Linked DNA regions of Mus musculus: region 1 is linked to region 2. Evidence: chromatin loops called from intact Hi-C (ENCODE). Cell type or tissue: left cerebral cortex. All regions are shown on one strand. Links, peaks and the distances in the headings refer to the core of each region. The heading gives the core; the rest is flanking DNA. Region 1 overlaps Grap2 (GRB2-related adaptor protein 2). Region 2 holds the start of Rps19bp1 (ribosomal protein S19 binding protein 1).

Region 1 (15,704 bases), core at 4,930-12,929, 370 kb after region 2:
AACCTGGAGCTCACTAATTTGACTTAGGCAGGCTGACCAGTGAGCTCCAGTGACCAGCCTGTCTCTACCTCCCCTGTGCCTAGACTCATGCCTCCATAACCAGAGATCTGAATTCAAGACCTTGTGCTTGCATGGTGGGCTGTTTACTGCCTGAGCCCCCTCCCAGCCCCAGAGGATTCATCCTTAAAGGAGCCTGGCTCTGAGCACAGCCCAGTGTAGTTCCATAAAAAGAGAAGCCCACATCCCTCCAGATTGTTCCTTCTGAGCACCTATGTGCTGGACACCAGGTTGGGCAACAGAAATTCAGAGCTGCCATAAGTCACCCTCTTTCTCCAACCTGTGGCACGGAGTGAGCAGCACACGCCTCTGACGGGCTATCGTAGACACTCTCAGCTTGGTGCTCAGGAGCATGCATGGGGGAACATGGGATCCCACCCTGAAAGGTGGGCCAAGTGCAAGTGTGGCAGTGGGAACATCAGGAAACAGCAAAGTCAAAGAAATGCAAGGCCAGGCTTCAGATGGAAAAGGTGCAGGTGGAGGCCGCCAGGGAGAGGCAGCAGACCCAGGGTGGCTCGATGGAGCTCATGCATCCCCAGCCACTAAGGGGCTCCTTAAAACTTGTTTCCGGGCCCCACTTGGGTTGTAGTGGCCACTGGCGGAGCCGAAGTAGCCTTGGACTTCTCCCATATTCCAGGTATCCATCTACATACTCCAAAGTTAGCCCTTGTGATTTGCAAAGGATATAACAGCCCGTCCACAGGACATTCAGGAGTATGTGGTGGCAGTGTACACCTATGTGACCTCAGGGCACCCTCCGAGAGCATACCTCAGCTTTGTGCTCAGTTGTCCAGGTGGTCCTCTCACAGGTCTGAGTCACCAAGGCCACTGTTGTATCTTGCCACAGAGAACTGTGGGCCATACAAAGGCCCTTGTTGGGGTGTCAGAGGGCAACCTGGAAAAGTGTCTGCAGAACACATGCGTGTAGAACAGAACGGCTTCATTTGCCATTTAAACACACACACACACACACACACACACACACACACACACACACACACACAGTGAATAGCTTTCTAACCGGTTTCAGCTTGAAAGACCTCATGCTATGGTTGACCCCACAGTGTCCCAAGTTTGAAGTTTTATAAGCTCAAATAGGTTAGACCACCAGTTGAGGAAATGGTGGCCTTCGCATCTTCAGATCCTTATTGAGGTCACAGAGACCCTTGTCATGTGAAGGTAAGTCTCTCCTCCCTCCTCTCTGGGGCACCGTGACCATTCAGATACCAACACACAGAAGCACCCCCTGCTCAGCCGAGCTCCTGCCCCGGTGTTCATCACACACAGACCTAATGCCTTGCGTAAGCTCCCCTGTTACCTTATGTTATCCAGAAGAGCGAAAGGAAAAGCAAGCAAATGAGTGTTCCCTCAGCCCTGTTCCCCAGGCTGGCTCCTTATTGATTTCCTGTCCCTTTTGCTCAAAAGGAAGCAGTTCTCTGCGCCCGGTGCCAGAGCCATCCACTTCCCCTCTTGGCTCCACGGCCCTTTGAAGTCTGCCTTTTATTTTGTGTCCTGGTTTGTTTCGTGTTGCTGGGATAGCAACTTGGGGAGGGGAGGGTTTTGTTTGACTTACACTTGCACATCAAAGTCCATCACTGAGGGAGGTCAGGGCAGGAACTCAAGGCAGGAATCTGGAGGCAGGAACTGAAACAAAGACCACAAGAGGAACTGCTTTCGCTGCTTTAGGACTCTTGGCTGACTCTGCTACTTTAGTTATAGAGCCCACCTGCCTAGGGATGGTACCACCCACAGTGGGCTGGGCCCTCCCACTCCATCATTAATCAAGAAACTGTCTCACGGACTTGCCTAGGGGCCAATCTGATTCCAGTTTACAGTCCTCTTCCTAGATGACTCTAGCTGGTGTCAAGTTAACAAAAACTCCCCAGCACGTGCTACAACCTCCTTCATGTGAGTTGAATGTTCTACCAAGACAACTATGTGCCTTCCCCATCTCCTGGTCTCTCAGGTGACTGGCTGGCAGCCCCTTGACTGAAGTCATTGCCTCTTGTCTTTTCCTCCTTCAATCATTCCACACACTGGTCCCAGAAGGACTTTTCTAGAAGACAAATCGGAGACTCTATTGGCTGCCCCTCGCTGGGGCTCTTTCCCCTTGCTCGATGGCACCCCTGTCTTGTTCTCTCTCCCCTCAACCTCTCCTCCAGGTCTTGTTTGTGAGTGTGCCTGTCCTCTCTCTAATCTGATATATCCACTCCCCTGAAGCTATGTCCTTGGCCTTCTTCTGATTCTCTTTGCTCTGAATCACCTCACCCTCTTCTCTGACTCTGTGCTAAAGATAGCCCACTCTGTACCTTTCTCCCTCACTAACCCCTGCCTTGAACCCCAGAACCAGTTGTCTGCCGGATGTTATCTCCTGCCATCAGGCTCACACATCCCCCTAGACCCACCCAACCCAACTTCCATCCAAGTTATTCTTCTGTCTGTAATAGATGTACCATCAAAGTTCAGTTGCTAGATACCTCTCTTGCCAAATCCTGGTGGTCAGGACTGCCACCAGCTGAGTTTCTATTGCGAGCCAAGACTGGCACAGGGGATACAGGTACTATTGTGGCATCTCAGCAAACCTAGGAGGTTGAGAGTGAAACGGAGGCTGAGGGATTAAACAACCTGTCAAAATCACGCAGAGACAGTGACTGGGCCAGGGCCTGCATGGAGCGCTCTCTGTTCCTTATGTACTATCTCTGTTCTATATATATTTCTTTCCCTAAGTCCCCCAAGGGAAGACATTCTCCATTAGAAAAAGAAAAAGTGTGATGCTAGAACAAAGGAACACAGGCTTTGTCACCCCATGAATATGGATTCAGTTCCCAGCCTGTGAGCTGTGTAGCCTGGGCCTAGGCACCTGCCAGTGTGAACCTCAGTGCCAGCCTCAGTGTGAGCCTCAGTGTGAGCCTCATCAGTGCCAGACTCAGTGTGAGCCTCAGTGTGAGCCTCAGTGTGAGCCTCATCAGTGCCAGTCTCAGTGCCAGCCTCAGTGTGAGCCTCAGTGTGAGCCTCAGTGTGAGCCTCATCAGTGCCAGTCTCAGTGCCAGCCTCAGTGTGAGCCTCAGTGTGAGCCTCAGTGTGAGCTTCAGTGTGAGCCTCATCAGTGTGAGCCTCAGTGTGAGCCTAAATGTGAGCATCAGTGTGAGCCTCAGTGTGAGCCTCAGTATGAGCCTCATCAGTGCCAGTCTCAGTGCCAACCTCAGTGTGAGCCTCAGTGTGAGCCTCAGTGTGAGCCTCAGTGTGAGCCTCAGTGTGAGCATCAGTGTGAGCCTCATCAGTGTGAGCATCAGTGTGAGCATCATCAGTGTGAGCCTCATCAGTGTGAGCATCAGTGTGAGCATCATCAGTGTGAACATCAGTGTGAGCATCAGTGTGAGCATCATCAGTGTGAGCATCATCAGTGTGAGCATCGGTGTGAGCCTCAGTGTGAACCTCAGTGTTTGCCTCTGTGAAAGGATGGCCTATCCTGCAGAGTCTAGGAAAGGAGTTAAAGGTCATGGTCCAAAGCAGACCCTGAGCAAGCAGCGGCCATATTATCACGACTACATGCCTTCTTGCTCTCTCGGCCAATGGTCATCGGAAGCCGTTGTCTCCTCTCTCTTCCTCCCCAATCAGTCGACACACTGGTGCCAGAAGGACTCTTCCCGAAGACAAAGCAGATCAGATCATCTCCTTCCTCAAAATCACTCCCATTACCATTACCAACTCGTTGAAATCTAACCCATTATCTAGTCTCATCACCCTCACGGGCAGGCCCATGTGTACACACGTACTCACAGCACACATCTTTGAGGTAACCCCTCTCCATTATCTGTTTCCCAGCATCTCACACACTTACAATGTTGCCTCAGACAAGCTGTCCTTTCAGGGCCATCTCTCACCACCACAGTTCCTTACCACATGTGATTTTTTTTAAAAGGTTTTATTTATTTTATGTATGTGGATACACCATCACTATCCTCAGACACACCAGAAGAGGGCACCAGATCCCATTGCTGTGGTTGTGAGCTACCATGTGGCTGCTGGGAATTGAACTCAGGACTTCTGAAAGAGCAGTGAGTGCTTAACCGCTGAGACGTCTCTCCAGCCCCACCACATGTGATCTTAATTGCCCATTTCCTTGTTGGCTACCTCACTGGCCAAAGTTTTGTAGTTTTGTTTGAGGGTTACACATACTTCAGCATCTCTAGAAGCTGAATGATGCTTAGCATTAAGTGAGATGAGTGAATGAATGAATGAATGAATGAATAGTGGGTTCTTCCATTGAGAAACTCCATGAGAGCAGAGAGACTCCAGTTCAACACTGTGCCTTCCCAGCATCTTTCACAAGCCACATCCCCAAGCATATGTCTTGACCTGGGGAATGTCATCTATGTGGCCACTTAGAGTCCCATCAGCAAGTCAACTCTGCCCACCTTTCCCAGGTCTGCACGTTGCAGCCAGGGCTGCAAAAGTAAACCACAGAGAGCCTGCGCCAGAGCTCTTATGTCTGAATGGTGGCCATTAATGATCGCGTCAGTCATCGCAAGCCTGCGAAAACATGCCCAGGGACCTCTGCAGACCATTTCAAGGACAGCTCTTAAGTGCCCTAGAAAGTCACTTGGAGGTGCTCGGGTTGATTGGCCTTCAGCTCGAACGATTAGACAGACTTTTTTATTAGAGAAGTACAAAGATGCGATTGGCTAGCTTTCCAGCGATCCTCTCCCACTCCTTCTCTGGCTTCCCAGCTAAAACAGCAGGTGGGACAGCAGACAAGATGGTGGACAAGGAGCCTCTACCAAAGGGGCTTGCTCCTTGTTCTCCAGGGAAATAAACAGTTGGAAAGGAATTGGGGGAATCACACTTTTCGTGTTCATACCTGTGGCTATACAGGGTACCCATCTACACTGGGATCCGCCTGCAGCTTTGGAAAAGGGCTTTTGACCCAGTTTGTTCCTCCCTGTTTCTATAATGTGTCCAAGTCGACCCCATTTCTCCCTACTAAGAGAGGCCTAAAAGCACTGACTTAATCCCACACAATTAACTTCTGCGATGCCCTGGCTTTCCGCTGTGCCTCTAAGAGCTGTACTTCCATCCAATTTTACATTTCTTCCCAGCTGTACTTCCGGCCTTTCTTCCCACATCTAGCTTATTCTCAGGCCATGTAACCCAGAAAATTATTCTCTTGGGGAACATTTGAAGAAAGACGGCACAGCAATTTAAGTGTAGAACTTCGTGTGTCTGGGCCGTACTCTTTGCCCGGGCTTACATGAGGGGTACAAAGAGATAGGGGAACTGAATCGATGGAGAGATGAGAACAGGAAGCTCTGGGGCTCGGGGCCCACAACAGCAGGAGGAAGCCACCACCCCTCAAAAGAAAAAAACAAAACAAAACACTTTTCTTTGCAGAAAATGAGAGATTAAAAAAAAAACCAACCTTCTATATACTATAAAATGCCTGTGAATTCACCCCTCTGGAAACATAATCTCAGGCAGATCAAGCCCCAGGTGGTAGAGACAATAGCTGGCTGTCCGGTCCTGGACAATCTTTAGTTTCTGGAGGAAGTAGATGACTGCTGGCCGTGATTACTTGAATTGCGCTGGTTTCTGGTCAGAGAGCAAGCTATGGAGGGTGATTCGTACTGTGATAAGCCAATTTCCAAATGGCATCTCTCTCCCTCACCTCTGCTCCATTAGGATTTGACGTTGGTTGCCCTGGCCAACCCCCACCTCCCCCAGGGTCGACTGTGACAGGACAAACTAATTCCAAAGCTGTCAATTCCGGAGCGGTGCACGGTGCACGGAGGGAAACGTTCTCCTGCTTTTTAAGTGGATACAAGATGCCGCAGCTGAGTTTCCTCGCCTTCCCTTGACCTAGTTTGTGCCTCCCCGCCCCCTCGGTCCCCCCAGCACACACAGACCCACACCCATCCTCAGCAAAGCTGAGAGACACATTTGATGTTAGAAAGTTTCTGTTCTCAGCATTTCTCGAGCTCAAATATGGGACATGCTTTTACTGCTTCAGAGACGAATGATCACAGCCCGAACATTCATGAACAGTGCTTGCAAGAATTACAAGCCCTTCCATGTCCAATAGAACTGGAGTCCTCCCTAATAAAGATACAGTATTAAACGTGTGTGTGTGTGTGCTGTGTGTGTGTGTGTGTGTTGTGTGTGTGTGTATATGTTATGTGTGTGTGTGTGTGTGTGTGTGTGTGTGTGTGTGTATGAATGTTTGCCAGTTTGGTGACCCAGGTATTTGATCCCAGCAATTGGGAGGCAGACACAGGCAGATCTGAGTTTGAGGCCAGCCTGATCTATGGATTAAGTTCTAGGACAGCCAGGGCTACCTAAAGGAGCCCAGTCTGGAAGGGGGAAAAAAAAAGATACCCATACATATTCCTGTGCCAGAGGTCTGTCTGTCCTTACCTAAGCTCTTTAAGGCTCCAGTGAGCTGCTACATTTCAGATGGCTGATTGATTTGTCCTGTGTCACACAGCTAATGACAGAGCTCAAGCTAGAAACCACGTTTTCCTGTTCCAAACCTGATGGCACTTTTCTTCCATCTCAGCAGTGATATCAGAGGCAATGCGGGGCATAATGGTGCCACTTTTTTTTTTTTTTTTTTTTTTTTTTTTTTTTTTTTTTTGGTTTTTTGAGACAGGGTTTCTCTGTATAGCCCTGGCTGTCCTGGAACTCACTCTGTAGACCAGGCTGGCCTCGAACTTAGAAATCCTCCTGCCTCTGCCTCCCGAGTGCTGGGATTAAAGGCGTGCACCACTGCTGCTCAGCCAACGGTGCCACATTTTTAATCCCAACACTGAGAGGCAAAGACAAGCTGGTCTCTGTGAGTTCGAGGCCAGCCAGGTCTACATAGTGAGTTCCAGGACAGCCAGGGCTACATAGTGAGGCCTTGTCTCATGAGACAAATTCATCAGTGGAGCCTAGGCCTGGGGGTGAAGCTCAGCTGCAGAGAGCTCACCTGGTATTCAGGGAGCCCTGGAGACTTTTCCCAACACAGCATAAAATAGATGGGGTGGTGTCTGCCTGTAATCTCAGCACTCAGAAGATGGAGGCAGGAGGATCAGAAATTCAAGACCACTCTCAGCTGCTTAGAGATTCCGTGGCTATATGAAACCCTGTGGCAGGAAGGAGAGGAAGGAGAGACAGAGGGAGAGAGGGAGGGAGGCATTAGCTTTTGATGTGGAAGACAGAAATCCAAGGGTTCCAGGGCTTCCACTGGGCGAGTCTTGGAAACCCCAAGTTACCAGCCCTGGAAACCCCAAGTTACCAGCCCCCAGCTCTCTCCTACGTCCAACACTCAGATCCACAGCACCCACCGCTCACTGAGGATTTCTCCGCAGTTGAAGGGGTGCAGCCGGAACTCACCCGCTACAAGCTGAAGCCCACGGGTCCCTCCTGCTCCTGCTCCTCTCTATTTCAGCGAGACATCACCACCCACTCAGTCTCCCAAGCTAGAAACCCAAAGTTTTCCCAGAATCCCCTTCTCCCTCAGCAACCCTAAATGGTTACAAAACCCTGCTCCTCTTTTCCTTCCTCGAATCCTCTGAAATAGGTCTTCGCCTCTCCTTAGCGCAGACCCCATGGTCCCTTACACAGTGGGCTACGCCCATCGCCCTCTGTCCTTCCTCTGGTTTTACCCCACCCCCAGCTCCTCCTCAAGGCTCCTCCTCAACTCTCATTCTTACTGTCATTTCCTGACTTAAAAATCTTTTTATCAATCTGAAGAGAAAAATCCAGAATTTTCAACCATGGGCTGCAAGGCCCCTTGCTTCTAACCTCCTCTAGCTAGAGTGAAGACACCAAACTCCAAGAATGTACCTCAGACCCTGTTCTTGGGTCATCACAATTGGCCCAATTAGCATTCGTTGCCTAGGGAGGTCTCCAGGCTATCTTTCCCATCTGCTCTCTGCTCTTCCTTCTGCCCTAGCATCTCCACCCATGAAAACATTTTCAGCTACAAGAAAGAGAAGCAAAGAGTTAATATTTCCTCCAAGCCCAGAAACCAGAGGGGGAGAGGAACCGAAAAGTGGGGGTGGGAGGGAAGGGAAGGGGAGGAGAGGGGGAGGGGGCTGTTGGAAAGTGACTCCAGAGGTTTGGTGGTACCATCAAAGGTTTCCCAGTCTCTAATGCTGCCACCCTTGGGTAGAGTCACTGTTCTAGTCTAAGCCCACATACTTTAGAAGCTTTCTGAGTGGAGATGGCAAATATTTTCAAGGTCGTCTCGTTTTTTTTTTCTGAAATCAATGAAGATACGTACAGCCATGTCTCCTGAGTAAGTGAGTAGCCAAGGCAGGCAACCACATGTGGGTATCCGTCAAGGAGGGCCCTATAGTAAGAAGACAGAAGAATTCTTCGTTTTGTCTATGATCTGGTGCTAAGTTTATAAAGGACCTGGCAAGTGTCTCTGTAGAGAGCCCCCCTCCCTCTCAAGTTCTCACTCTATTGCCCTGGAGCTCACTGCTATGTAGCTCGGGCTTGCCTCCAACTGACAGAAATCCTCCTGCCTCACCTTCCTGAGTGTTGAGATGACAGCCATGAGACACCATACCCGAACTGTCATCCCAAATATCCGGAATCCCATTCCCACCATTTTCAAAATTCAAAATGGGAATATGAAATATGAAGCGTTGACAGTTTAGAAAGCTGGTCTCCCTTAGACATTTAAGTTTTAATCTTCTTGTTTAAAAAATAAATTTTTGGTCAGACATGATTTTTATACTTCTATAACCCTAATACTTGGAAGGTAGAAGCAGGAAGATCAAGAGTTCAAAGCCATCCTTCATAGTTCCAGGCCAGCTTGGGCTACACATGGACTTCTCTCAAAAAAAAAAAAATTAACAAATGAATTAATGCATTGGTGGCTGATAAGACAGCTCAGTGGGTAACTTTGATCCCTGGGAGCCACAAAGCAGAAAGAGAGGACTACCAGAAGTTGCCCTCCGGCCTCCTTAGATGCGCTCTGAGCACTTGTGCACACACACAGGGGCAAGCACACACACACATACAGACATGTGAAGAACTAAACTTGTAAGAAGAGATGCAGGGCAGTCTCTGAGCGCCAGGTCTGAGCTCTGGTGGGTGACATGAGTGGCAGCATAAGTGGAGAGAAATAATGGTGTAAAGAGGAGCCAGATTCTAGAGAAGTAAGCGGTGGTGTTCCCTCCTTCCCCACTAAGCCCTGGAGCTGATGTCCCATCCAATCCCTTAGACTCTGCAGCCCCTTCCTGCTGCTTGGGGTCCTCTCTTCAGAATCCTTTGTTCTTTTCCATCTAGATACTAAGCAACCAGGAGGAGTGGCTCAAGGCGGAGCTCGGAAGCCAAGAAGGATATGTGCCTAAGAATTTTATAGATATCGAGTTTCCTGAGTAAGTATTCCCAGCCTGCCAAGATGGCTCTACCCACACACGCTCCCCTTACTTTTTTCAGTTGTCACTAAAATTATCTATGCATACCCAAGGAACTGTCAGAAATGGCTGCCTTTGGAGATCTCCCTCCCCAGCCTCCAGAACCCCGCAGCGGAAGGCCAGAGTGGGAGGAAGGTTTATTTGCATGGCATCACATTCCCTTTTGAAGTTTACACCATGTGCATGAATCGCCTATTTAATTATATATATGTATATATGTACACATAGAGAGAGGGGCAGGGAGGAGGAAGCTTGTTAAAATCACCTATAACGAATGCAGTTGCAGGATCTCTAAGAATCCCAAAGGGGGCGCTGTTGGACATCACTTGTCAAAAGCCATTCCTGCAAAGTTCTTGACTGCCTAATATGGCTTTCCACCCTAAGCAGGAATCCCAAACTCTATCAGCTTGCTCACCCGTGTCTGGGGGGGGGGGGGGTGGGCAGGGGAGATTCCCTCCAGAAAGAGGAAGTGAAACACAGATTGGGCTGTGTTTGTCTCAAGAATTGACCACAAGGGTTAGATAGAAATCTAATCTTGTCTCAGAGCCAGGGTCGAGCCCAAAGAGCATAGGCTTTGTAAGAAAATCATAGTACTATTGGTGACTCAGGCAGTCACCTTCTGTGACCCAGAAGAGACCACTTAGCCAACAGGTTGACCACTGACCGCCTTCCCCCCATGGGTCCTTAGCGCTTCTGTCATCTGCTAAGGGGCCACTTGAGGCCAGTCAGTCTCCCACCTACCTCTCAGTTCTGTCGCCTTCCTCCCATGTGTATGGCGGGTGAGGGAACTCACAGGAAGAGAAGCGCCTTGGTCCCCTCCCCACCCTCATGCCCACTCTCACTGGCCCATCACTTCTGGCAGCCACATTCAGATTCAGCTGCGGGTGCCTACAGCAGTCGACGCCCACCCCCCCACCCACCCCCACCCCCCACACACCGCTCCCCATCTACTCTCTGTACTCAGCTGACAGGCTCGCTGTAGTCACCACCTCCCCGGCCAAAGACACAAATGAAAAACAAAACAAACCACTGTTGCTCCCAGCTCCTTCCAGTTTTCTTTCCATTCCCTCAAAAGTGTTGGCTTTCCCTATTACGCTATTATCAACCCTGCGCATGCGCCTATCCTCCGAGGAACCCCCAGACTCCCATCAACGAGGTCCGGGCCAGCTAAAGACTGCACCCTTACTTTCTCAGCCACCATCTCGGCAGGATGGGACATTCTTCCCACTAGAACAAACTCTGTGACCTCCAAAAGCCTCTTCTTCCGCCTCCTCCCCTTGGGGCCTCCAGCGCCCTGGCTTCTCCTCAGGCTCCTTTGCTAGGTCCTCCTTCACCCTGCCATCCCCCACACCCTTCTCCAGTAAACCTTTCTTATTACCATTTTATTTTCCCCAGTGGTTGGTGTTACATGAGTATAGCAAATGTGGAGGCCAGAGGATACCTTCATGTGTCACCTATAGGCTATCATTCACCTCTCGTGACAGGGTCTCTGTCTGGTCTATTACTTGCCAGCCAGTGAACCTTGGGGCTCTGCCTGTGTTAGTCTCCCCAGTCCTGGTTACAGGCACCCGTCCCTATGGCAGGCTTTTGTGTGGGTGCTGGGGATTGTGACAGTTCAGGTTGTCATGCTTTCAAAGCCATCTCCTGTGGCCATTTTAAATGACTTTCCATCCCCAGCATCCTGTCCACCCTGTTTCCATTTTCTCCCCCGGCTCATAATCCCCTGGCACGCCATTTTTGATTATTCTGTTGTTATTGTGCATCTCCCGGGCCACCTAGAATGTCAGTTTGCTGAGAGTGAAGTCACTTGTCCGCTCTGCTCACCACTATTTTCCTAGCACCAAGAAAATGGTCCCAGGTGTTCAAAGATGATCAATAAAAGCCATCAGACCTGGCCAAGGTTGGGGAAAAAGGTTATCCCAGCACGTACAGTTATAGGAAGTGGAGTCAGAAGTTCAAAGCCAGCCTCTAACATATAACAAGCTTAAAGTCAGCCAGGGCTACATGAGACCCTGTCCCCTCAAAACAAAAGTAATAGGTTGGGTGTGGTGGTGCACACCATTGATTCCAGGTGCTTGGGAAGCAGAGGCAGCCAGATCTCTGTGAGTTCGAAGCCAGCCTGGTCTATATAGGGAGGGAGTTCCAGGATATCCAGGGTTGTATAGAGATATCCTATTTCAAAGTAATTAATTAACTAATACAAACAAAAGTATAAATAAATCACATCAAATAAAGTGAAAAATAAGCTTTAGAATAATAAGGAAGATTGAAACCCTGGCCTCCTGTGTCTGACACAAAATGTACGGAAAATTTTGGAAGTCTTAAAAAAAAAAACAAAGATTCCATACTCTAATCTAGTTAGAGAACGTAGCTTTTCTAGATGCCTCTGCCTTTCTAAAGGTCTCTGCCTGTTGCCTCTGCTGCAAACTTCCCTTTGAGCTATAGCTGTGGTAGCACACGCCACCCGCCTACTCCTGTCACTACTGTGCCTTCTCCGTGTGGCAATCAGCTGCTCAGCCCTGCAGAGGTGTGGGACACCAGAAACCCCAGGCTCCAGCCTACTGCTGTGGCCCAGGTCTGGAGGAAGTGTCCCTCCTGTTATCTGAGTCTGGAGTCAAGGGTCTCAGATCCTGTGAAGCACAGAGGCCTGCCGTGCATTTGTCCTAAAGGGACTCGAGCGTTAATTAGCCTTCCGACAGCAGCAATTAGAGCAGCCATCTAGAAGCAATGTGACAGGGTCCAACCTCTACCGGCTGTGATGGAAACTCTCATTCTAGAGCAGAGAGGAGTTTGTGCTCTCCTGGCAGAAGCTGCAGCCACCGGTCACCTAACCCAGTGTGCTTGACTTTTTTGGAACATTCCAGCCACTGCCGCCCTGACCGTATGGTGTCTCTTCTACATCTCTGTTTCCTCTGTAAAGGTTCATCAAACCTAGATCCACTTTTTTTTTTTTTTTAGGTAAATGACCTCGAAGTGCAGGGAATAGCTCACAAAAGAGTTAAGGAAGTTGGCTGCAGATGTTGCTGTTAGAGCTGCTGAGCTCCAAGTGTTTGCAACATCATTTCCTGGGCTCTTGGCAGTCTCTGCTGGACATAACTGTCAAGCCCCTGAGGCTTCTGTGTTAGTCCAAAGAGCCTGAGCCCCTGGATGCTCCTGGGGAAAAGTGCCCAGCCACTGGCATCTCAGGAAGGGAATGGGTGCCCAGGCCTTGTCTCCCAGCCTAGCCTGATGCCCTGCCTCCATGCCTCCGTGCCTGCAGCAGCTCTTCTTACCCCATGCATTCTCTTCTCCTGGTGGCAGGCGACTTCATCCCACCGGGAGCCAATCCCACACAGCCCCACATGGTACAGCAGCAAACTTCCATGATTCAAGTTTCCCAAGCTAGAGAGAAACTTCTGGAGGGACAAGAACAAAGAGAGCAATTACAGAGCAGTGGACATTGCTTCCCTGGAAGCAGTTAGCCACCATTGCTAGGTTTTAGAATGCATGCCAGGGCTGGTAGGATGGCTCAGCAGGTAAGAGCATTGACTGCTCTTCCGAAGGTCCTGAGTTCAAATCCCAGGAACCACATGGTGGCTCACAACCATCCATAATGAGATCTGACACCCTCTTCTGGTGCATCTGAAGACAGTGATAGTGTACTTATTTATTATAATAAATAAATCTTTGGGCTGGAGCAAGAAGGGACTAAGTGAACGGGGCCAAGACTGGAGTAAGTGGGGTTGTCCGGAGCAAGCAGAGGTCCTAAATTCAATTCCCAACAACCAGATGAAGGCTCACAACCATCTATACTGCTATGGTGTGTACTCTTATACATTAAATAAATAAATAAATAAATAAATCTTTAGAATGCATGCCCCAAACCCTGACTCACCGTCCCTGGCCTCCTCCCTCAAGTCACCTCTTTTCCATGTCCCTTCTCCCTCCGCACCACCATCACGTGTCTCAAAGAACTCTTTTTACCCTGTCTTGCAATAGGTGGTTCCATGAAGGCCTCTCTCGACATCAAGCAGAAAACTTACTCATGGGCAAGGACATTGGATTCTTCATCATCAGGGCCAGCCAGAGTTCCCCAGGAGACTTCTCCATCTCTGTCAGGTACTGACAACTAAACCCGCCTTGATCCTTCTCAGCCTGCTGAAGCCAGATCAGCCACTGGTCAGAAACATGGTGGCATCTCTTTAACTACTGGACTATTTCTTCCCCAGAACATGTCTCCTCAGCTCCTCCACATCCTGATTTCTGTTCAAAATGACCTGTGTAGTGGTCATACATATCTTTAATTCCAGCATTCAAGAGGCAGAGCCAAGGCTGATCTCTGTAAGTTCAAGGCTGGCCTGGTTTACATAGTGAATTCCAGGATAGCCAAGGCTACATATTAAGAACAAGTTGAAGAGAAAAAAAGAAACAAGTGTGTATTTATCTGTTTCCCTGTCCTGCCCAAATATTTTCAGAAAGCAAGTTGATATGTTTTGTATGTGTGCTCTGGACAGCGCCAGACACAAGAAGCATCTATGGAAGTAGGAGAGGAAGAAGGAAAGGACCTCCCACTTGGCTATCTCTTAACCTTGTCTGTTTCTGTCAGTAGATGGCTGAAGAAAGGCCAGAGGAGAGCAGAAATCCCACGCTGCTGCTGGACCCAGAGCGAGGCTGCTTTCCCCCAGCAGGGTCACGGCAAAGCCAAAGCCAAATCGAAAAGAGCAGAACAGAGATGAGGGAGGCCCCCGGTGAGGGGGATCAGAGAGAACTTTGACACCGTAACCCTTGCACCGCTGCACCTTACAGGAAGTGACTCAGTCCAGGCAAGGATGTGACACAGACCTAAGCTGAGAAACCCCAGCTCTGCGGGCAGTGTGTGTGGTCAGCATGTCAAAGACTGCAAGTCAGAGACTTGACCACGTAATGCAAGAAATGCAGCTCTTAGCAGAGGAGGCCAGAGCCTACACAGAACTCACACCCCTGCCCGGTGAATTGACAGGCAATGCTACCCCGCCTTAGTTGATAGGTTTCTAAAGGTGTGAGGCTTTATTGCTTCTATTGAGAATCTAATCTCTGGTGATAAACTGGCTGCTTTGTTTAGAGAGAGAGAGGAACTTTTAAAGCATAGGCAGGAAGGACTAATGGGCCAGTTGTCTCTAGGCTTGTTCACCTCAGAGTGTACTTAATGTCACAACCTTGTCACATTGTCTCCTTAATGTCATCAACTTTGACATCTTGCTAAAACAAAAAGAATATATATATATATATATATATATATATATATATTGTATGTGTGTAAGTGAATGTGTGTGTGTGTGTGTGTGTGTGTGTGTGTGTGTGTGTGTGTGTGTGACATATGTGGTAGCTGGGGCACATATTTGCACATGTGGAGGTCAGAAGATATATTTAAGGAATTGAGGCTCTCCTTCTACCACATGGGTCCCCGAGACTGAACTTGGGGAATCAAGCTTGGTGGACGACACCTTTACCCACTGTCTCAGTCACTGATCTGTTGTTGTGAAAAGATACCACAACCAGGCAACTCTCATTAACAAAAGCATGTCATTGGGGGGTGGCTTCCAGTTTCAGAGTGAGTCCATTATCATGACAGGAAGCCTGGCAGCGAGCAGGCAGACATGGTGCTGGAGAAGTAGTTGAGAGCTACATCCTGCTCTGTGGGCCAAGAGAGAGAAAGAGGTGGAGAAGAAGGAAGGAGAGGCACCCCAAGTGGCACACTTCCTCCAACAAGACCACACCTCTTAATCCTTTCAAGTAGTGCCATTCACTGGTGACTAAGCATTTAAATACATGAGCCTATGGGGACCATTCTTATTCAAACCATCACACCCACAGAGACTTGTCACTAGGTCTATGCTCCTAATTCTCCTTAACTAAAATTTCATATGTCGGGCAGTCCTAAATATTAGCTCAAGCCAATATTAATATCCCAAAGTCTAAACTCCTTGGATCTTCATTAGAGAAAATTTGGTCTATAAATAAGCCAACCAACCCTATTTTTTTTTGGTAAAATTTTGTGTGTATGGATTTTGCATGTATGTCTGCATACCGTGTATATGAAGTGCATGTGGAAGGCAGAAGGGGGCGATTGATTTCCTGAAACTGGATGCTGGGAATCCAACCCCAGGTCTCTGGAAGAGCATCCTGTACTCTTAACCACCAAACCAACTCTCCAGCCCCAATCAAACTTGTTTTTAAGGGCCTTGGTCTCAAGCTGCACCAAGCAATTTGTTGGGCTGA
Region 2 (15,704 bases), core at 4,913-12,912:
TGGATCTGGTGTTCTAATGGCTTTCTGCCTCCCGAATATGACATGAACCGTTCACACCTGAATTTCTTTTCCCAGAGGATGCCTTTTCCGGGACAGATTGGATGTTGGAGAAAATGGATCTGAAAGAGTTTGACTTCGATGCTCTGTTTCGAATGGATGACCTGGAAACCATGCCAGATGAGCTCTTGACCACGTTGGATGACACATGTGATCTTTTTGCCCCTCTAGTCCAAGAGACTAATAAGGAGCCCCCTCAGACAGTGAACCCAATTGGCCATCTCCCAGAAAGTTTAATAAAAGTCGACCAGGTTGCCCCCTTTACATTCTTGCAGCCTTTCCCCTGTTCCCCAGGGGTTCTGTCTTCCACTCCAGAGCATTCCTTTAGTTTAGAGCTAGGCAGTGAAGTTGATATCTCTGAAGGAGACAGGAAGCCTGACTCTGCTGCTTACATTACTCTAATCCCTCCATGTGTAAAGGAGGAAGACACTCCCTCTGACAATGACAGTGGCATCTGTATGAGCCCAGAGTCCTACCTGGGCTCTCCCCAGCATAGCCCCTCCACCTCCAGGGCCCCACCAGACAATCTGCCTTCTCCAGGTGGTTCCCGTGGGTCTCCTCGGCCCAAACCTTATGACCCACCTGGAGTTAGTTTGACAGCTAAAGTGAAGACTGAGAAATTGGATAAGAAGCTGAAAAAGATGGAGCAAAACAAGACAGCAGCCACTAGGTACCGCCAGAAGAAGCGGGCTGAGCAGGAGGCCCTCACTGGCGAGTGTAAGGAGCTAGAAAAAAAGAATGAGGCTCTGAAAGAGAAGGCAGATTCTCTGGCCAAGGAGATCCAGTATCTGAAAGACCTGATAGAAGAGGTCCGTAAGGCAAGGGGGAAGAAGAGAGTTCCGTAATAGGGTAGTCAGGTGCTTTGTGCTTGTACATAGTCTTGTGTTGCTGTGTTTGCTGTAATAAATTATTTTGTAGTGAAAGTACCTATGTGGGTTTTCAGTGTCATTCTTTGTAATAGACTTAACTGCAGACGTTCCTGGGTTAGATACAATAACTACCTGGGTATATCCCAGGGCTGAGCTGAGCTGTTTGAGACGGTGAAGATGAGGGAGCTCTGGGTTAATGAAAGGAACAGCCTGAATTCCACCTGTTCATACTGGCTTTGTGCCAGATAGCTGCCATGTAAGTACCTAGATGAGGTACCCGCCTTGAGCACACAGAGGATTAGGTTTTTCTCAGGCTTAAGGGATAGAGCTCATATTCCCTCTGACACAGATGGCTGGACTGTTTCCACCTGGTGGAAGGGCTGGGGTGATAGTAAACAGTGGCAGGTACTGTCTACAGAGGTGAAAATGAGCAATGTAGGCAGGAAGCTGGGAAGGGAACCTAGGCTTCCAGCTCCAGGGTCCTGGGCTACCTGCATCTTTACCTCTTAAATCTGGAAACTGTTAAAGCCTGCAGGGTTAAGAGGGATCTTTCAGCCTTCCCAATGCCAGTAGACTCACCTGAATGTTAGCTGTTGGGATGAATGTAGTCCATTGGGTTTGCTAATCTAGGATTCCTAAAACTATGGAATCCACCCGTAGTCTGGCCAAGAGTGGAGGAAGCTGTAGAAACCTTGACAATGTCAGGTATGACAAAAGGCTGGAAGTACTGCTTGCTCCCGTTTAGCCAGCCCAGACTGAAGCTGTTAGTTCTGGGCGCCTATTAGCTGGCAGAGAACGGCCTTCAGTTTCCCTACCACTGGTGATTGCTCACCTTGTACTGGGAACTATCGGATGCAAACTGAACACAAGATGAGCAGCTTAGTTTTTGTGAAACTTCCCTGCTAAGGGAGACAGGTACAACAAAGATGGGATGTAAAATGGCTGGCAGGCTGGGTGGAGGACCTGCTCTAGGAGGAGTGTGTTGGGGGCAGGGAACAAGGTGGGGCCTGGGTGTGGGTAGGATGATACAGCAGCCTCCCACTTCTGCAGCAGGCCTTTGGGCTCACCCTTGTTACGCACAGAAGCTAGGCTGTAAGTAGTTAAGTCTCTGCAATGAGACCCAAGTGCACCTACCCAGGCAGTCTATGGGATGGGCTGGAGATCTTGGCCACGGTGGGTGGCAGGTACATGTTCAAACCAGTACCCAGTGACATGTTCAGAAATAGACCAGCTCAGGTTTGGGGAATTGCAGAGCAGACCGCTGGACCTCTCGCCTAGTCCTTTAAGAACAGGGAACCTAACCAGCTCCAGATGCACCTTGAACTAAGCCCTCCCTACCCCTCAAGCAAGAACACTCGAGGCCAGGCTGGAGTCCTGGTGGCTGGCCCTGAGTCCCCAAGACCTCTAGTAGCAGTCCTGCTCCACTCTCTGTAGCTCCCTGGACTCACAGGGGACCAGGCAGTTGTGGATGGTCCAGGCCACAGCAGAAGCCACAGGAAGCATGGGGGGTGGGGCAGCAGCTCGCCCAAGTCCAGATTACCAAATTTTTAAACTGGCCTATTTTTAAATATTTAAACTTGGGATGCCTTAGTTGGGGTAGGCTTCCCTTTGCTGGACCCCTCCATTGACTTGAATGTAACAACCGGTGTTTTTTTATCGGACCATAGGTTGGCAAGCACTCCATCTTTTCCTTCTCGGCAGCTAAGAGGAGGCCTTATACCAGGAAAGGTACAGGATTTCTGCTTGCATCCTCTAGGTGACCATGTGACTGAGGGTGTATGCTCCCTAGAAAGGGGCCCTAGAAAGTAAGCACTGAGCTGTTGGCTAAGCATCTTATTTGAGGAGGAGAAAATGAGTCCCCAAGGCCACCTGAATTTGCTCTTCTAGTCAGCAAAGCCCAGCAAGCATGCAGAAAGGGGTGGAGGATTTGAAGACCACCACCCATGTCCCTTTGAACAACCCATGTCACAAGAGGACAAAACATGCCATGGAAGGCCCAGAGCTCCCATCACTAGCCTATATTAAAACACACTCCCTCCCTCCCGTTCCTGTTTGCTATGACCTCCTGGATGGATTGGATGGCCATGCCTTCCAACAGGCAGAGGTCACCGGAGGCAAGCAGACTCCATGCTAATTCTGCTCTGCTGTAGGCAGTTCTGTGTTGCCATTTGAGAGCCAATGCTGCTTAAAGGCAAAGAAGAGTTGCTTGGAGCAGGGACAGTGAACCTTGTTCTCTTACTGAGGACAAAGCCCTGCCTTGTCAGGGGCCCAATTAGGGAACTGACCGATCGTCACTGAGACAAACCTCAGGAGTCCCAGTGAACAGAGAATGGAGGAGGCAGGCTCAGGGGAGAGGATGGCGGTGTGGAGGCCACCAGTTGTCTCCTTAGGAATGTGTCCATCAAACAAACAAAAAAAGCTGGGCAGTGGTGGCGCATGCCTGTAATTCCAGCACTTGGGAGGCAGAGGCAGAGGCAGGCGGATTTCTGAGTTCGAGACCAGCCTGGTCTACAAAGTGAGTTCCAGGACAGCCAGGGCTACACAGAGAAACCCTGTCTCAAAAAAACAAAAACAAACAAAAAAGGAATGTGTCCATCTGCACTGAGGGGTCTCCTGGTCCCTGTGACAGGTCAGTCCTTCCCTTGCCACTTGTTCTCCCCCAGTGTGCTCATTCCACACGATCTTTCCTTTGTGACTGGCACTGCACTGCTGGAGAGTCCGGTTTGCTCTGAGGGGCACAACCATAGCTTTCACTGCGGTCCTTGGTTGGGTACAGACTTTATGCAAACCTGTAAACCTGCTTGCTGAGGACTCCGGAAACCATGACCTAGGCCCAGATATCAAATGACATACGACTGACTTTCTGCTCTCCACTGATGCCATAGCAGATCCCAAAATCCAGCAGGGTGGAGGTGACCTTCCTGTCCACTTCCTGGGCAACTCTAGCAGCTACAGTAACTGTGCCCAGAGAGGAGGCCCTCGCTGGTAGAAGGAAGTCATTTATGCTGGGCCAAGGCTGGGGACTTTAACACGGAAACCTAGAAGAACCGAGATCCACACTGAGATGGGAAACACATTGTAACACACACACACACACACACACACACACACACACACACACACTTGAATCCACATTTGCCCAAACTCACATTTATTTATTTGAATTTCCAGCTCCTTGAGGTGGGGTCTGAGTGGGCCCAGTACCAAATAGCCCTGATAACCAATCCTGGTCATAGCTGGCAGGTCAGAATCTTTTCTGGCAGGGTGCTGATGGTTCCGCCAAACTAGAAGTCCACTTCAGTTTGAGGGAAAATTTGCTGCAGGGCTTGCAGCTCTGTTCCAGTGTCCCTGGGATAGCAGCATATGGCTTCCTGAGCCAGGCTAGTTTTGCACTGCCACCTGCTGGTCGCTCGTGGCACAGCACTGCAGGGACCCAGGACAGCAGAAGTCCAGCCAAGGAGGGTTAGTGTCTTTTGTCCCCACCATTCCTCCAGGAAGTCTAGCTGCCAAAATATTCCCTCTGGAACTTCTGGAAGTCTTCTTCAGTGAACACAGTGCCCTCAGCCTTCTTCTTCTTCTTCTTCTTGTTCTTCGTCTTGGCCACTAGCCGATCACAGGCTTTTCGGCCTTGGTTCTGCTGCAGGATCTGAAAAGGTTCAGAGTAAGGGCACAGGACACCCATCTTTGGAAGCACAGATGGAAACCTTTGAGCCCACAGGGCTTATGGCTCAGGGCAGGGCTGAGAACCGCACGGACTCTGAAGGACAGCCTCAGTTATCACCCAGGTCCCTAAGCTCACACCCTCGACAAACCTGCTGGGTCACAGACTCTGGCACGGTGCTTCTCATGCTGGTCATAAACTTCAGGTTTGCTTTGAGGTGGTCTCGACACTGCCGTTTCTGGTACTCAGCTGTGGGTGGCAGGCAGGGCATGTCATTTCAGACTCATTGTACATTAGAAGCCTTCTGGGTCCCTTCCCCTGCCCAAGGCCCCACTGTCCTTTCCCTAGAAGGGAATATTTCACAACCTGGTCTCTTCTAAACCAAATCTACATTTCCCATAAGTACTGTCTGCTGCAAATCTCATAGACCCTATTGGATAGCATCAGTTAGTCACGTGACTGTCCCCCCCACCCCCCCAAACCCACAGGGTTTCTCTGTGTAGCCCTGGCTGTCCTGGAACTCACTCTGTAGACCAGGCTGTCCTCGAACTCAGAAATCTGTCTGCCTCTGCCTCCCAAGTGCTGGGATTAAAGGCGTGTACCACAACGCCCGGCATGACTGTGTCTTAAGCCAGGCATGGCACCTGTAATCCCAGCACTGGGGAGGCCAAGATAGGAAGACTGCTCCTAGCTACACAGTCAGATCAGAAAGGGTTATGTTTAAAAACAGCATAACAAAAATCCACCACCACCACCAAATAACACAAGGTCTACCCTGAGCATAACTGTGCATCAGGCACAAAGGACACATGAGCTCCTGTTTTCATTTCTACAGGGAAGGAACTGAGAAGAACAGTAACACACATTTTAGAGGGTTTCCATTTTCTTTCTTGGGGGTTGGAATTTCCGGAGTACTGGGATTAAAGGCGTGTACCACCACCATGCCCGGCTATTGTCCTGCCTACCCATTATGTACTAGGCAGTAGACCAGCCACGAGGACCATGGAAAATCCAGGGTTGGGGATGGGAGGTTAGTCCTGTGTCTTGAGGAGTGCTTACCTCAGGACAGGAGTGAAGGGAACCCCACTCCTGTCCTCCAGTTATTGGGATAACTGGGCAGGGAGGGAGGCACCTTGACATGAACTCGTGCAAACCACTAGTGTCTGTGCATGCCTCCTAGCTCCACCTCTGTTCATAGTGTTTCCTCTTGAACGACATAGCTTTTAACAAGGACTCCCAGGCTGGGTGCAGTGGTGTGTGCCTATCATCCAGTGCTTAGGAGGCTGAAGCAGGAAGGCTGATTTAAGGTCGTGGCTAGCCTGTGCTATATCATGGCTAGCCTGTGCTATACAGTGAGGTCCAGGCCTGCCCGAGCCAAAATAACTCCCCCCCCCCCCCCCCGCCTCCAAAACTGGGAGAAACAAACACACAATGAAACCCGAGTACCTCAACTCCCTTTATAGAGCAGAGGCATGGAGTCAAAGAAGAAAGCAACATGCGTACCATCCTGTGCCCCTTCTCAAGGAGGCCTTACTACCTGTGCCACACCCCCTAAGCTGCTCTACTGGAAACAAGGTTTCTGCTTTGCAGACACTTCACTGGTAAATGATATCAACTCACTTCTGCTGTCCCTACTGGGATGGAAGGAGGCACTGTCACCTGAGCAGAGCACATTAAGAGCAACAGCACGGGGACAATTTGCCCGGCTTCCACCTCTATCACCTGGGCAGGTGCCTGTTTCTGTAACTGTAAAGTGGGGGAGAGATCTGCTCATCTCACAGGGCTGCCGTGAGGGTCAAACGAGTTAGTTAGTTTAGAAGGGTAAACTGTTGACTGAGTGCTTCATTTCATAAATGTGTGTGTGTTGCGTGCCTTAGTGTATGTATGTGCACCCCAAGTGAGCGTCTGTGGAATCAGAAGAGGGTATCTAATCCCCAGACCTGGAGTTACAGTGGGCTGTGAGCAGCTTTGTGGGCTTCTGGGGGGCTCCAGGTCCTCTGGAAGAGCAAGCAGCAAGTGCTCTTAACCAGTGAGCCAGCCCTCTATCCCTGATGGGTCCTCCATCTTGCCTCTTGCTCATCTTACCCGTTAGCCTTCTTCCAAATTCTCAAGCCTTTCTGGCTAAAACCTTCTCAGATGCCTTAACGTTGCTTCCACCTTGGCTTGTTAGTTTGATTCTTCCTCGGAGCACTGCAGAGCCTTTCACCTCACAAGCCTCACTCACTTGGCAAAACCCTGCTTGTTAGTTTTGAGACTCTCTGATGGCTGGTCTACAGAGTAAGCGTGTGGCGCACGCCTTTAATCCTAGCACTTGGGAGGCAGAGGCAGGTAGATTTCTGAGTTCGAGGCCAGCCTGGTCTACAGAGTAAGTTCCAGGACAGCCAGGGCTATACTGAGAAACTCTGTATCAAAAAGCCAAATAAATAAATAAATAAATAATTAAGAGAGACTCTCTGATGTTTCTCTCCCCACCACGGCTAGAGCTCACAAGCGCCTGGGTCTTGCGTTTCATCTGCCTTCACGATTAGGTCTTGCCCTGAACTCACCACGGAAAGACACAGAACTTCTGATTCTCCTGCCTCCACCTCTCAAGTGCAGGGATGACAGATGTGTGTCACCACTCCCAGGCTTTTCCCTCTTTCTCTCATCCTGTTAACTGCCACATAGCAGACAGCGGCAGACCTGGGAATTAGATTGCTTGGGTTCGAAACCTGTCCCCCACGATTTGAACATTCATTTTGCCTTTTCCTTGTGGAGTCTCGGGGAACGTTTGGAACTCCCGACTCGAAGGCGCTGCCCCCAATTCTAAGAAGCGCTCACAGTCTTTCTCAACTCACCTAGAGCGGACTTAGGCGCCTTTCCCTTCGCTGAGTTCCGCAGTTTCAGAGCCTGGGAGGCCTTGGCCCGCGCCCTCCGGGTCCGCTTCGCCGGAGTCCCGCTAGCCTGGACCTGGCCCGGGACCGCACGGGGAGCTACGGGGAAAGGCAGCGAAGGACCGAGTTGAAGGGCGCGCTCTCCCTCCCCACCCGCCCGGCTGGCTCTCCTACACAGCGCGACTGTCGCAGGACCTGCTCTCCTCACCCTCGGACGCCGCCAGAAGCTCCAAACCGCGCCGCACTAACGCCGCCGACATGTTTCCGAGCCCCGCCCACACGCGGCGAGCTACTTCCGCCCTGGCGGTGTTCGCTCCTCGGCAGAAACTGGAGCAGGAGCTCAGGGTTCCGCAGCGAGCGGAAGTGCTGCCTTAGAACGCAGGCTCAATGGCTTTCCTATAGCCCCGGAGGAGCGGGGAGCTAGGGGCGTGTCCAAAGCGCAGAAGCCACAGTTGTTCAATTTCTAAGCAACAGGTCTCTGGTGATCCAGGCTGTGTGGGCGGGCAGACTCGACTTCTAGCCTTACTGGTCAATTCTGTCCAGGGGCCAAGTGTGGAATAGACTGAGTTCCTGCAAAAGAAGTGATTCTTTCTACTTTCTTTTTAGACAAGGATACATCTAGCCTAGGCTGTCCTTGAACTCGATTGTAGCTGAGGATGACTTTGAACTCCTGATCCTTCTCTCTCTGCCGCCCAAGGGCCGGATTTACAGACCTAAGCCACTTTGCCGGGCTTAGACAGTTTTCATGACCTTCAAAGCATTACACCGGTCCCGTGCACTGTGAGAATCTGTGTGAGAATCAGTAAAGCCAAGGAGGTTAGGTGTCGTACTTTGTAGTCCCAATACTTGGGAGATTGAACAGAGATTGTTGCTCTGAGTTCCAGGCTAACTTGGGCTACATAGCAAGACTCTGTCTCAAACAAACAAACAAACAAACAAACAAACAAACCAAACCAAAACTAACAAAAGGAAAAAACCAAACAAAAGACCAAAAAAAAAAAAAAACCCCAACAAAGAAATAGATTTGCAAACATGCAAAATAAAGTGCTTTGTTTTGAAAAATACAGCTATTTGCTGCAAAATACTGTTTATGTTATTAAGCAATGAGTTGGTTGTCAGGCGAAACAGTAAATACTGCTGGGCACAGTGATACCAGAACACTTAGAATACCAGCACCTGGGAAGCCGAGGCAGGAGAGTGGCAAGTTTCAGGTCAGTTTATATCACATAGCTACACTCCAAATTCTAGACCAGTCTGGGTTACAGATTAATAAGAAGAGCTAGGATGTATTAATAGCTTGGCGGTAGAATGCTTGGATTTAATCCCTAGTATTGAAAAAAAAAAGGTCAGTTTTTAGTCTGATAGATCAATAAATATTACAATCAATATTACACATAGATGTAAATATTCTATCGATAAATATTACACATAAATGTTCTCTGGTTACATGAGTTCCCCCCCCCCCCTCTCAAGACAGGGTTTCTCTGTGCAGCCCTGACTGTCCTGGAACTCACTCTGTAGACCAGGCTGGCTTTGAACTCAGAAATCAGCCTGCCTCTGCCTCCCAAGTGCTGGGATTAAAAGCGTGTGCCACCACCACCTGGCTTCGTTTTTGTTTTTAATTTAAGTATACATATATTTATATATATTACACACACACACACACACACACACATATGGATTTTTGCCTGCATGTATGTCTGTGCACCATAGGTATACCCCATGCCTGTGGAGGCCAGAAGTAAGCATAATTACAGGCTGATGTGAGACGACCCCAAGTCTGCTGGAAGAGCATCTAGTGCTCTTGGTTATTTTGAGCCTTCTCTTCAGCCCTGAGTTTTTAAGAGTGAAAAGAGCGTATGACACCAAAAAGGTTGAGAACCTCTAGTCTAGAGGTTTCTTTTTCGTCACTTTCGTGTGTTTTTGCAGTGCTGATGATCAAATGCAGACTCTTGAGTGCCAAACAAGCTTTCTAACCTCCTAACCCAGAAGAAATTATTATTTTTTGGCAATGAGGAGAAACCCTGCCTGGTTTATTTCACTTGTGGAGACTCGTAACCAGCACCTGGTATGTGGGAGCCATGAAGCGCTAGCCGGTCTGTGAATGGGGAGTGAAAATGGACATCTGGACTCACTGGGCCAACAGATACTGAGGGGTTTGCGTACCTGATACTGTAGAATGTGGACACAAAGAAACAGTGATTCTCCCTGGACAACTCTCATTGTCAAATCTCTACTAAACTAGTCCAGAAGGGAGACACTTTTAATAACAAATGCTAACAAGAGTCAAGTTCCTGTTGTGTTTCACATGCATAAACTCCATTCACTGAGGTAGGTATATTGTCTGTCTAATATTTCTTGAGGAAGGAAATCAATTCCTGTGTGGCTGTCCACATTGCGACCATGTGATCATTAGGTGGCGCTGCAGGACAGCATTCTTTGGCTTCCTGCTCCACTACCTACAGTCAGAGTGGATGAATGGATGTGTGAGGTCCAGTGCTCCTGGATTGGCTCCCTGCTAGTTCAGTGATACAGCCTTCCCACTGGCAGCCAGATGATCCTCTCTGGATGGAGAAATTGAGGCAGAAGCAACAAGCTGGGCCTCCCAGGATAGAGGCTAGGTCTCTTTCCAGAAAAGTGTGCCCAGGCAGTTGGATGTAGGCATCTGGTATAGAGACTGCTGAGGGCCGTGTGACCCTAGGCAAATCCATTTCGAAGAGCACCTTGGTTTCCCCGTTTGTTAAATAGACCTCGGAAGTCGTTTCCTTACAGTTCAGCCACCTGGGATCAATGAAGCAATACTCCTGAAGCACCTTCAAGGAAAGGGGTACTGCCTGGAACATTGCAGACATAGCCCGTGCTGGCATTCTGCATCCTCCTACTCTGGCATGGTGGACAAGACAGCTGCAACGGGCATGGCACCCATGGGTGCTTGCTTGCCTCCTGCTATGTTTGTCCCCAACCCTTAAAGTTAGGTTCAGGGAAGGCAGCTGCCTCCTGCTGGTCTCTGTGGAAGCTGGTGGGTCTTAAGGTCTCAGAATGGTTTCTGTCCTGGCTGTGTGGTCTTGCGAAGCCACTTTCCTGCTCTGAGTCTTAGTCTCTGTCCTGGGTCCCTCCTTACAGGACTCTATCTCAAGGTTCTCCTGTGCCTAGCAGGGGGTGTGTCTGCATAAAGAAAACAGGATTATCCTCCTCCTCTTAGAATCCCATCACTGACTCCCTACCGTTCATCTTGGGAGTAGCTTTGCTTTGGCTTTCCTTTGAGGGAGGGATTTTCTAGAAAGCTACACGGTATTTCCTACAGAGCCAGGCCTAGAGGTCAGGGCTGTGAGTCTGGAGCAAGTGTGAGCGTGACTGAGTGTGAACATGACTGTGTGTGAGCAGGTTGCATGGATGTGTCAGCGAGAACAAATGTCTGCCAGCACAGGCATGTACTAGTGTGTGTGTGTGTGTGTGTGTGTGTGTGTGTGAATGATCATAGTCTTCAACTATGAGTCAGGTGACTTCGTTTTGTTTTGTTTGTTGAGAGAGGATCTCATGTAACCCAGGCTAGCCTCAAGCTGGTGTGTAGCTGAGGAGGACCCTGACTTCCAGATCCTCCTGTCTCTACCTCCTGAGTGCTGGGATTACAGGTAGGAGACACTATGTCTGGGTTATTACTTTGTTTTTTAAAAAAAACTTTTGCCAGGCGTGGTGGCACAAGCCTTTAATCCCAGCACTCGGGAGGCAGAGGCAGGCGGATTTCTGAGTTTGAGGCCAGCCTGGTCTACAGAGTGAGTTCCAGGACAGCTAGGGCTATACAGAGAAACCCTATCTCGAAAAACCAAAACCAAAACCAACTTTTTTTTTTTCTGAGACAGGGTTTCTCTGTGTAGCCATGGCTGTCCTGGAACTTGCTCTGTAGATCAGGCTGGCTTTGAACCGTGCCTGCCTCTGCCTCCCAAGTGCTGGGATTAAAGACGTGTGACCCATCATAATTTTACACACACACAAAGGCTGGAGAGATAGCTCAGTGAGTGTGAGTGCTCACTGGACAGGAACGAGGCCCTGGGTTCAGCTCTGCAGCACCCTCCTAAAAGGCCAGGTGTCAGTGTGTGATCACATTCATAATCCTGGTGCTGTGGAGGGTGGAGGCAGGAGGATCACGGGGGCCTTGGAGGTGCCTGCCCGGCTCCAGGTTCAGTGAGAGACTCTGACTCGAGTGAATAAGTTAGGGATCAATAGAGCAGGCCTCTGGTCTCTGCATGGGAATGTGAAATATTCATATGTACATATAACACACACACACACACACACACACACACACACACACACACACACACACACACACGCACACGGGCAAAGGTGGGGGAGCATGCTGACTCACACCTGCACTTGGTGAACTGAGGCAGGGAGATGCTCTTCAGATGGAGACCAGGTTGGGCTACAGAGTAAGACCTGCCCCACTCCATAAAGGAAATGATTTTAAAGCATATTAATTGAAGCGTGAGTTGGGTTCATTGCACGTTTACTCACAGACCTCTTGTATGCGTTTGATGACCAGTGTGCCGCCATTGTCCTTGGGCATCTCCCCCTCTCTGCCTCTGTGCCCGCTGACTGACGCTGTCTCTTTATGTCTGTGACTTTTCCCCTTGAGGTTGTCTCTGCTTGTCTCTGTCTCTGTCTCTGCCTCTCAGGATCTCTGTAGTCTCTGACTTCATGTCTGCTTCTCTGCCTCTGTCCTTTGGTTCTCCCTCTTCCATCCCCCTCTGCCACGGAGTTCTCCTCTGCCAGGCTCTCAGCTCCCGGCCTCTCTGCATCTTCAAATTAAAACCAAATGGAGTTTCCAGCGGCCTTTCCCACTGGCTGCAAGTGCCCCAGCCTCCTGTTTCCTCACTGACACCTCAATGCCTGGCCTTCTGACATCTCTCAGGTCCTGCCTGGTCTGTTAGTGCTACAGGGCCACTGACTAGATGGATGGCCATGAATACAGACGTGGACTGCTGGGAGCTTGGCCCCTGTCTGCTTCTGAGACCCTCTATTCTCCATTTGAAGCTTCCCTCCTCCTTGGAAGATAGAACACAGCCCATGCTGTCACAGAGATCTGAGAACTGTGTGGTGGGAGACTGAGAAATGACAGGGGGGACTTTGGGTTTCCAGAGTGTGGGGCCACCATAGGGACTCAACCCACACACTGTGCTCTCAAATAGGCCACCTTTCCTCTCTGGCCTCCTCTGAGAACTGCCTTGTGACCAATGCCCTCACTTCTTCCAGAGGCTAGGTGGGGTGGCTGGGAAGACCAAGCTCTTGCCTTTCCACCATTGCTCCTGTCCCTGCTGTGTGGACCCTATAAGGACTGTGCACATGAAACTGAAAGTACCCTCAGGCACAGAGTAAGCACTACACATGTGTAGGTGAATGGCTGTTATATGTGTCAGAGGAGTATCTTGGGGGACCTGGGTACATGTCTGTGAATGGCTGTTGTATCTCCATGCTTCTTGACAGCACATAGGGAGGTCTGAGGCTACAGTGCTATTTATGAGCCCAGAGCTCATAGCGTGGTGTGCAGATAGCCCAGCTGTACTCCTGCAAGGTTCTAACCTCTCTCTGAGATTCCTGGAGAGGGGTTGGTGCGGGATCTAGGGCACCACCCTTACAGGTACAGTGTGAAGTTGCCTAACCATGTTCAAGGCTGGGCCTGACATTTAGTTGATTAAATAACAAACCTTAGCACGGGGAAGCTGGCTGCTTCAGGCAGGTGAGCACTCAGGCAGGACAGAGGGTTAGGGAGAGGGAGAAACATTATAGGTAAAGAGCTCTGTTCAGCCATAGGAGGCAGGGAAGTTAGATACACATAATGAAAGACCTCCATGGGGATACCCCAACCCAAGTCACGAGATAGCGCGCACCCAAAGAATCACGAGAGACTGTCTTGATGTAAACACACGAGGTAGTTAAATGACGGCGCTCCCGGCCTCCTGCAGGAGACAGAGGTGTTGACCACGAGGCTCAGAAGCTAGGGGTTTATATAGGAAAAGAGTTGGGGTAGGGGAAGAATTGGCGCGGTTTCACACAATTGGACAGTTTAAACATCAGCAAACTGTATATGCAGAGCGAGGTAACAGCAGAGGATCTGGTTAACATTTAACCCATGTCAGAAGGGCAGGAGATAGGGAGGCGCCGGGCAGGTCTGGACATTCTTGTATGTCTTCCCTATCTTTATGGCTAGTTGGTTCCTGGGATGACTTTACAGCCTTTGTTTTTTGTTCTAGGCCCAAAAGTCCTCCTAACTAGCAAGCCGCATGAGTCTTGGACCTTGAATTTTATTTTTCTTTCTATCTCAGGCTTTCTTGAGGCTGAGCCCACCCACCTGTCTCCAGTGTTGTTGAGTAACAGTCTCCTCAAACCCAGTCCATTCATGGAGCCTGACCTTCATTCCCATGGGGCGGCCATCTTCACTACTACTACTAGGTTCACTGTTACTGGGCTCAGCACTCTCTGCTCTTCTAGAGGACCTGAGTTCAGTTCCCAGCAGCCCTGTAAGGCAGCTCCCAGCTGTCTGTTACTCCAGCTTTAGGGATCTGACACACTTCTGACACTTTTCTGCCCTTTAGGGACATTGCACTCACATGAATATACACACAGAATCAAATCAAATCAAATCAAATCAAATCAAATCAAATCAAATCAAATCAAATCAAATCAAATCAAATCAACTCTGTGACATGCTCAGAAAGTGAGGGGCTGTATGTGACTTCAGGGTTCCAGGTGGTTTAGGTGGCATTCACCATCTGCAGTAGGACCCTAGGTCAGCAACCTTGTTCTAGGTCCAGGCTGGGCAGGGGTAACTCATGTGGGTACTTCTGCTCTCCCCCTCTTTCCCCCTTCCTCCCTTCCTCTCTTGTTTTGTTATTTGAGACAGAGTCTCACTATATAGCTTAGAACAGCCTCCAACTCATGGAGTTCCTCTTGCTTCAGCCCCTGAGTTCTGGCATTACAGGCGTGTATCACCATAACCAGCTTGATACATAGTGGTGGGCAGCTGCTTTTCCTCCTTCCTTCCTTCCTTCCTTCCTTCCTTCCTTCCTTCCTTCCTTCCTTCCTTCCTTCCTCCTCCTCCTCCTCCTCCTCCTCCTCCTCCTCCTCCTCCTCCTCCTCCTCCTCCTCCTCCTCTTCTTCTTCTTCTTCTTCTTCTTCTTCTTCTTCTTCTTCTTCTTCTTCCTTCCTTCCTCCTCCCCCTCCTCCTCCTTCTTCTTCTTCTCCTCCTCCTCCTTCTCCTTCTCCTCCTCCTCCTCCTTCTTCTCCTCCTCCTCTTTCTTCTTCTTTTTCTTCTTCTTCCTCCTCCTCTTCCTCTCCCTCTTCCTTCCTCCTCCTCCTCCTCTTCTTCTCCTTCCTCCTCCTCTTCCTTCTCCTTTTCCTCTTTCTCCTCCCTCCTCCTTCCCCTTCTCCTCTTCCTCTTCTTCCTCCTTTTTTAGAACAGGGTTTCTCTCTGAAGCCCTCATTGTCCTGAAACTTATTATGTAGACCAGGCTGACCTGGAACTCACAGAGATCAGTCTGCCTCTGCCTTCTGAGTGCTGGGATTAAAGGCATGCACCATCATTGTCTGGCTCACCATGGCTTCTTTTTAACATCTTTGGATTTGGGGAGGCAGGAGGATGTTGATGCAAAATTTCTTTGATGCTCTAGGGTTGGACAGTGACCCAGGTAAAGTCAAAGGTGGGCCTCTGAAGGCCCAGTTCTGTCAACAAGTTGCTGTGTAACTTTAGTAGGTATTTTCTTTTCCCAGGTCTTAGTGGCCTTGGCAGAATGTGGGCAGGTTCCCACTCTTGCTAGACCCCATGGCACAGATGCTTTAGGCAGAGTGAATGGAGTTTGGACTCTGGGCATGTGATCTCACTGTGGGATACTGGATCAGATGTGCCTCAGTGTTCCATCTGGGCAGTGGGGGTGTCCTGAACTGCCCCACCCCCACCTCAGGTGAGGTACAGGTGATCTGTGGAGTATTACTAAAGGCTTGGAGAGGGCCATGGGTTGGTTGGGTTGATTATGGGCCTCAGTGACCTCTGGGTGGGGGGATTCTCGATCCATAGGGTGTGTATGTGCAGTGCCTAGGCTCTTCCAGCCTCAGCCTTTCCCACTAATTATGTCTCTATTAAAATGCAAATATCCTACAATGCCAGGAATGGAGGCCTTGTTGCCATGGCAACTAGGGAGCGGAGACTGGTCTCCATCTTCCATCTTCAGATCCTTTTATACCAGAGGC

The links. Hi-C counts contacts between places; a loop is a spot of excess contacts. Peaks named below come from ENCODE experiments on the same cell type or tissue, not always from the same donor. Only the 100,000 strongest peaks of a DNase experiment are listed, where the experiment ranks them.
Region 1: a loop joins it to region 2, with 2.6 times the contacts of the local background. A loop is called at or near these places in 7 of 42 quality-filtered maps.

Annotation. Positions count from the first base shown.
Region 1 is chr15:80,625,000-80,640,703 of GRCm38, forward strand. It overlaps Grap2 (GRB2-related adaptor protein 2), which reads left to right. Exons shown (of 8, transcript NM_001289442.1): 3 at 9,337-9,428; 4 at 13,446-13,565. Among named protein-coding and RNA genes, the nearest start is that of Mir6957, 13 kb to the right of the region's middle. In left cerebral cortex, for the core only: a CTCF peak has its summit at 9,756; DNase peaks (open chromatin) are centred at 5,182, 5,913, 7,455, 9,575 and 1 more place; H3K27ac peaks cover 3,130 bases.
Region 2 is chr15:80,256,559-80,272,262 of GRCm38, forward strand. Rps19bp1 (ribosomal protein S19 binding protein 1) reads right to left here and starts at 7,748. Exons shown (of 4, transcript NM_175109.3): 1 at 7,669-7,748; 2 at 7,425-7,559; 3 at 4,739-4,836; 4 at 4,056-4,572. The coding sequence starts at 7,720. The coding sequence ends at 4,426. Atf4 (activating transcription factor 4) reads left to right here. Exons shown (of 3, transcript NM_009716.3): 3 at 76-987. The coding sequence ends at 902. In left cerebral cortex, for the core only: a CTCF peak has its summit at 9,875; DNase peaks (open chromatin) are centred at 7,806 and 9,890; H3K4me3 peaks cover 1,336 bases; H3K27ac peaks cover 695 bases.